Regions from separate parts of the Homo sapiens genome. Here region 1 is linked to region 2. The links are chromatin loops, found by intact Hi-C in ENCODE. Cell type or tissue: IMR-90. All regions are shown on one strand. Each heading gives the region's core, and the rest is flanking DNA. Links, peaks and the distances in the headings are about the cores only.

Region 1 (2,914 bases), core at 101-2,600, 200 kb after region 2:
TAAAAATTTCACTAGGTTTGGGGGAACAGGTGGTGTTTAGTTACATGGATAAGTACTCCCACCCTTCCCCTTGAGTGTCCAAAGTTCATTGTATCCTTCTTATGCCTTTGTGTCCTCATAGCTTAGCTCCCACTTATAAGTGAGAACATACAATGTTTGGTTTTCTATTCCTGAATTACTTCACTTAGAATAATGGTCTCCATCTCCATCCAGGTTGCTGCAAATGCCATTATTCCATTCTTTTTTATGGCTGAGTAGTATTCCATGGGGTGTGTGTGTGTGTGTGTGTGTGTGTACCACATTTTGTCCACTAGTCGATTGATGGGCATTTGGACTGGTTCCATATTTTTGCAATTGCAAATTATCAAGCATCTGTATTTTTAACATACATGAGTTTGGTGCAAATCACCTATAAATTACACTGAGAAACCTTCCTCTTAACAGCAGAAAATACTTTTCCCTTCTCCATATTTTACATCTTCCAGGAGACACAGCTTAAAATATTATGCTCTTTCTCTCTCTCTTTTTTTTTTTTTTTTTGGAGATGGAGTCTCGCTCTGTTGCCAGACTGGAGTGCAGTGGCACCATCTTGGCTTATTGCAACCTCTGGCTCCCGGGTTCAAGCAATTCTCCTGCCTCAGCCTCCTGAGTAGCTGGGACTACAGGCACATGCCACCACACCGGCTAATTTTTGTATTTTTAGTAGAGACGGGGTTTCACCATGTTGGCCAGGATGGTCTCAATCTCATGACCTCATGATCCACCTGCCTCGGACTCCCAAAGTGCTAGGATTGTATGTGTGAGCCACCACGCCTGGCCGTGCTCTCTTTTACACGCACGTTCTTATAGTCATATGCGAAAGGATAACCCCTAACTCACTCCTTTAATGAGAATAGGAAGAATCTCAATCCTAAATTTTCTGTGATTGCTGTGGACCCTTTAATTCTCCTAAGCCAGATAATATTAATTAGGCCGGTAAAAAATGAACAACAGGGAGTCCAGAGAGCCACAGTACATATGCCAGTGTTCTGCTCAATTTGACCATCCATCAGGAATATTTCATGCTGTTATCCCCTCTCTGTACAACTTTGCTGTTTCATGCCTAATCTGTGCTCTTCATTCTGGTTGGAGACCTCAAAGAAGTTTTACAACTTGGAAGAAGACCATGTAAACAATAATAATTCACCCATAAGCACTTACCCTTGGTAGTGGTTTTCATTCCAGCAGGAATGAGCCACAGGGGCCGGCCTGTGTGGCCGATGATCTAAGCCCTTTCCTGGGATACCTAAACTCCTCTTTACCATGGGGCCAGGCAGCCTTTTGTGTTTCAAAAGCAGGAAGATTGAGTTTCTCATACTTGCATGTATGTGTGTGTAAGGGGCAATGTGGATGAGTTGCTGATGGTCACAAAGGTTTGTCTGCTCATTGTGAATGTTAAAGAACCCCGAAAAGGGATGTTTCTTAATGCAAGAGCACATTTGCTCCATTTCCTGGCACAGGGTTTAAAACTAGATAAAAACTCAAAAGCCTCACCTGGAATATTTATTTTTTGACTTGTAAGAGAGGGCCTATTTTCTCTTTTTCACTTTGAAGTATATGATTAGTTTGATACTGCGATGGTTCTGACTGTCAAGAGAGCACGTCAAATATATGCAAATCATTACAAAACATCTATTCTCCTTGTTGCTTTATTTTCAGGCAAATTTCAGACCCCAAAATGAGAACAATGGAATAATGCCTCTCAGTATAATTTCTAGAAACCAAAGATTATCACTCTCAGAGCTCTTCCTTTGACTTGAGATGGGAAATCTGATCCTTTCCGTTGATGAGGATTGTCCTGTCTTTTAATAGGTTTCAGGGGAGATTAAATTTCCATTTTTTGTCTTTGTTTTGAGTATTACTAGCTCAGATAAGCAAGGCAGAGGGGCAGAGAGTGACTCGTGTGCACAAATATGACCCGTTGTTGGGAAACCGGTAGGAAATCCTAGGAAAAGGGTAATCTTTCTAACAGGTGCATTTCTCTTTGACTTATCTGAGTCTCTCTTGGGAAATGCTTTGCTGTGTGTTTGCCTGGTGTCGACAACACTGAGTCCACCTCCCTAGCCACAGATAAAATAGAGTTGTTCATTATTAACCTCTCAGACTTTGCACGGACACCTGCTTATGCAATTTAGCGATCCTTGGTGGCTGGAAACCCTTGGAGGTGCGGACTGTCTTCACATCTGCCAGGCAAACTGAGTGCCTGGCTTGGGTCACCTGTATTCATAGTTTTCCAATGCTGAGGTAGATTTTAAAGTGGTTACAGTATATATTACCTACAGTTATATGTACTGAGCAGTCATTGAGTACAAGATTGGAAAGTCAGATATGGTATTAATGAAGTCTAGAAGACAGGCAAATATTTGGCTGGGATCTGTATTTATTATCTATCGCATTAAAAAGAAGCAGAACCAAGACTTAAAACTTAGGTATGTGTGATACTAAAGTCTGTATTCTTATCATTAAACTATATTGTTCCCCTTGGGATTCTAGGAAAGTCCTGTATAATTCATAATCAAAAGGACTGACTGACCATATCACCAAGAGAAAATACCCTTATTTTTATATATGTAGCTTTTGCTACATATATAAAAGATTAAAAATATACATGGGATGTTAAATGTAGAATCACTGAAATCAGTGACCATAAGTGCCTGTTCATAATCAGATAACAGTGGGATTTTGTTCTCATTGATAACTACATAATCTGTTTTTATCTGTTTTAAAAATAGCAAAATATAATTAGCTGGGTGTGGTAGCAGGTGCCTGTAGTCCCAGCTACTCGGGAGGCTGAGGCGGGAGAATGGCGTGAATCTGGGAGGCGGAGCTTGCAGTGAGCCGAGATCGTGTCACTGCACTCCAGCCTGGGCAACAG
Region 2 (2,914 bases), core at 233-2,732:
AGAAGCACCTCTATCAAGTTTAGGTGGTACTCTTACGAACTGGCAAGAGGGAAGGGACTTTTACCTCCACTCAACCTTCTAATAATAATAAATAATAATTATGGAAGCGGCTAATATTTACGAAACATTTCTTGGTGCCAGGCTCCGTGCTAAGCCCTCAGTGATTTATTTTCTCACCATAAATCAAGTCATTTAATCCTCACCATACTTCAAGAGAGAACCCATTTTACAGAGGAGGAAATGGAAGCACAAAGGGTCATAGAGCTAGCAAGTGACCAGAGCAGGATTTGAACCAAGACAGCAGAGGCTTCAGAGGCTGAAATATTAACCTCTCAGCCCTGACTTACAAAAGCCCTCCATAACCTCTGGGAATTTATGGAAAGGCATGAAAGTGCCATCACTTTCACAACCATGGACTCCTCCAGCCCTCACGGAACATCATTAGAACATCCTGGGGCTCTGCAATGCAACCAACAGGGAAGGAAAGCCAGATGGGGCTTACATCAGCCTGAACCCCAGGGAGGGGAATTTTCAATGTGGAGAGTGAAGGCTGTGGGGGTTTGTAATCTCTCTCATTCAAGGAAGGCTCAGAGTTCAAGTGCTCTTCACTCCAGTTCAGTGTTACATGCCATCCCCCGTCTTAAAAGTGGTTTCATTTTTAGTTTTCTTATAGTTGAATGGATTTCACTTGTAGGAGTTTATTACAAACCAGTCCCCAAAAGGAAACCCTGGGGTGGAAAGGAATCTCTACTCCTCCCCACCTATCAAGTTGAACTTAAGGGTCCCTAGGGTACCTTCATTGATGGGGTCCCTGGCCCAGGTCTGTGAGGAAGGGAGGGAGCCAGGGCACAGAGAGTCCTAGAATACTGAATCAGCAGGATATCAAAATCCCCAGAACACGCGCAACACTGTATTTGCTGCTTGGCGGGTCTGGGAGCCCAGAACCAGCCAGTCTGACACTCACTGCATTTGTACCTGTGGGGAGGGGGCTGAGCATCAGGCTGCAAACCGCTCAATACAGGCTGGCTGAAAAGAATCAAGAGGCATGTTAAATGTCCGCACAATTGAGCAGGATGCCTAATCCCACCCACCCACACCCTCCCCTTGACTTACCCTAGGGAGGTGAGTTGGGAAATATTGGGAAAACCTGACAGTTGTACTTTGAAAGCTACAGGTCAGCTAATGACAAACTGGCAAGAGGCTGTGAATGAATGGGTAGTTTAAGCACTGCCCCATTCAGTCTCAGCGGGTTCTTTCAGTGAAGGCTGTTTAACCCTTTAAACAACTCAGAATAAAGGTCTCTAGGCTGCCAGAGAGCCTGCCCACCACTATTGCTTGGTTCTTTGTGACACTATTCCAGTTTAGCTAATTAAGCTACAACCAAATAATGACTTATTGCTTTAAAAGGACTTTAAAAAGAGGGGGAGGGATGCTGAGGGAAGCAGAGGACTTGCCCCTCCCTATACCCTGCAAAGAAAGACAATCTCTGCTGAGAATGGCCCCAGTGGAAGAATAAAGCATTTGGGCAGCTGGATTTGTCTATGAATCTTTCTTCCTTCCCCCACCTCCCTACCCCCAGCACCAGCACTAAGAAGCTCACCTCTGGCCACAATCTGTCAGAGATCACAAAAAAAAAACGGTTGTTTTTCATCACTTCATCCCACCACATTACCGATTCCCAACCCTCTTCTCTTCTCTCTTTCACAGCCAATCAGCTGAGCTCCAAAGCCCCAGCACACGGAAGGGTGGGAATCTTGCTGGACTTTGGGCTTTGGGCTATTTAATCAGCTTCGAGTTTCTGCTTCACTGTATTACCGCCTTAATTGTCTGCTCAGATTCCCATAAAGAAGGATTAGAAGCCAAGAGTCAGTAAAGAAGGAGTCAGAAGGAGCCTGTTAACCACTGGCATAGTTTGGGAACTACTGGCCAAGTCCAGGTCTGGGTGGGACCAGAACCCTAGACTCCTAGGGCAGGGCTTCCTCCCACAGACACTAAGATCTTATTATTTGTCTTCTTACCCTCCACCAAGAAATGAACTTACAATAATAGATTTTAGCTTACTCCTGGGACAGGAGCAGGAAATGACTTCCCCTTCCCCCAACCAAAAAAAGACTACTGACAAGGGAAACCACTCTTCTGCAAGTGGCCACCTGCCCCGAAGGGCCCCTTCCCTTCTCCGCCAGATCCAGCACATCTGTGCTCCCTCCCCTGTGCCCTTGCTTCCTTCACTGACTGGGGCCTGTCCTTGGAAAGAACAATCATGATCACAGCTGAACTGTGGAGCCTCTTAAGCCCAGCCACATGTCCCGGATACATTCCCCAGCCTTGTCAGCTGTCCGGATCTGCAGGGTGGCCCCAGACCCCGAGAGCCAAGAATACCCTCCCTCTTACATCACGCAACACCCCACACCTCCTGTGCAGGAAAGGGGCACCCTTAAAACTAGGCCCTCCTCCTAGGAGCCCAATAATAACCATGAGCATGGCCCTAGTCCTGGCCGCTCACTAGCAGCTCTGCTGGCCTCTGTCCCCTTGGGAAGAGTTTATTTTCTCTACTGTGCAGATGGGGAAGCTAAGGCCATGCTTAGCAGGTTTGCCTAGTCACACATCTGCTCTGTTCTAGCCCCTGGCTTGGTCTGGAAGGGACAATACAGCTTTCTGAAAGTTGTTCACCTACCCCTGGCTCTTTTGAAAGAGCAAAAACATATTCTAATGAGTCACTGCTTTCTCCTTTCAGGGAGATAAGGTCGGCCCTGAGATAGAACCTTCTCCACTCTAGCCATTTCCCTTCCTTAAAAACTCTGTCATGTCTACATTCAAAACCCCAAATTTTCAACTTTGTCTCCAAATTCAGAGGCCTGGGCGAGAATCCTTAGCCAGGTTGTCATCACAAGGGAACTGCCACCTAAGTAGAGGC

Evidence for each region. A loop is a pair of places that touch in the nucleus more often than their neighbours do. Peaks named below come from ENCODE experiments on the same cell type or tissue, not always from the same donor. Only the 100,000 strongest peaks of a DNase experiment are listed, where the experiment ranks them.
Region 1: it touches region 2 in a loop (7-fold over the local background); 2 of 110 quality-filtered maps call a loop at or near these places.

The regions. Positions count from the first base shown.
Region 1 is chr5:142,519,862-142,522,775 of GRCh38, forward strand. No RefSeq gene overlaps it. Among named protein-coding and RNA genes, the nearest start is that of FGF1, 160 kb to the right of the region's middle. In IMR-90, for the core only: no CTCF peak of the experiment used is centred there; a DNase peak (open chromatin) is centred at 1,240.
Region 2 is chr5:142,318,769-142,321,682 of GRCh38, forward strand. All of the region lies in intron 1 of SPRY4 (sprouty RTK signaling antagonist 4), which reads right to left. Among named protein-coding and RNA genes, the nearest start is that of SPRY4-IT1, 1.9 kb to the left of the region's middle. RefSeq lists an enhancer at 824-1,568. In IMR-90, for the core only: no CTCF peak of the experiment used is centred there; no DNase peak of the experiment used is centred there; H3K4me3 peaks cover 874 bases; H3K27ac peaks cover 2,079 bases.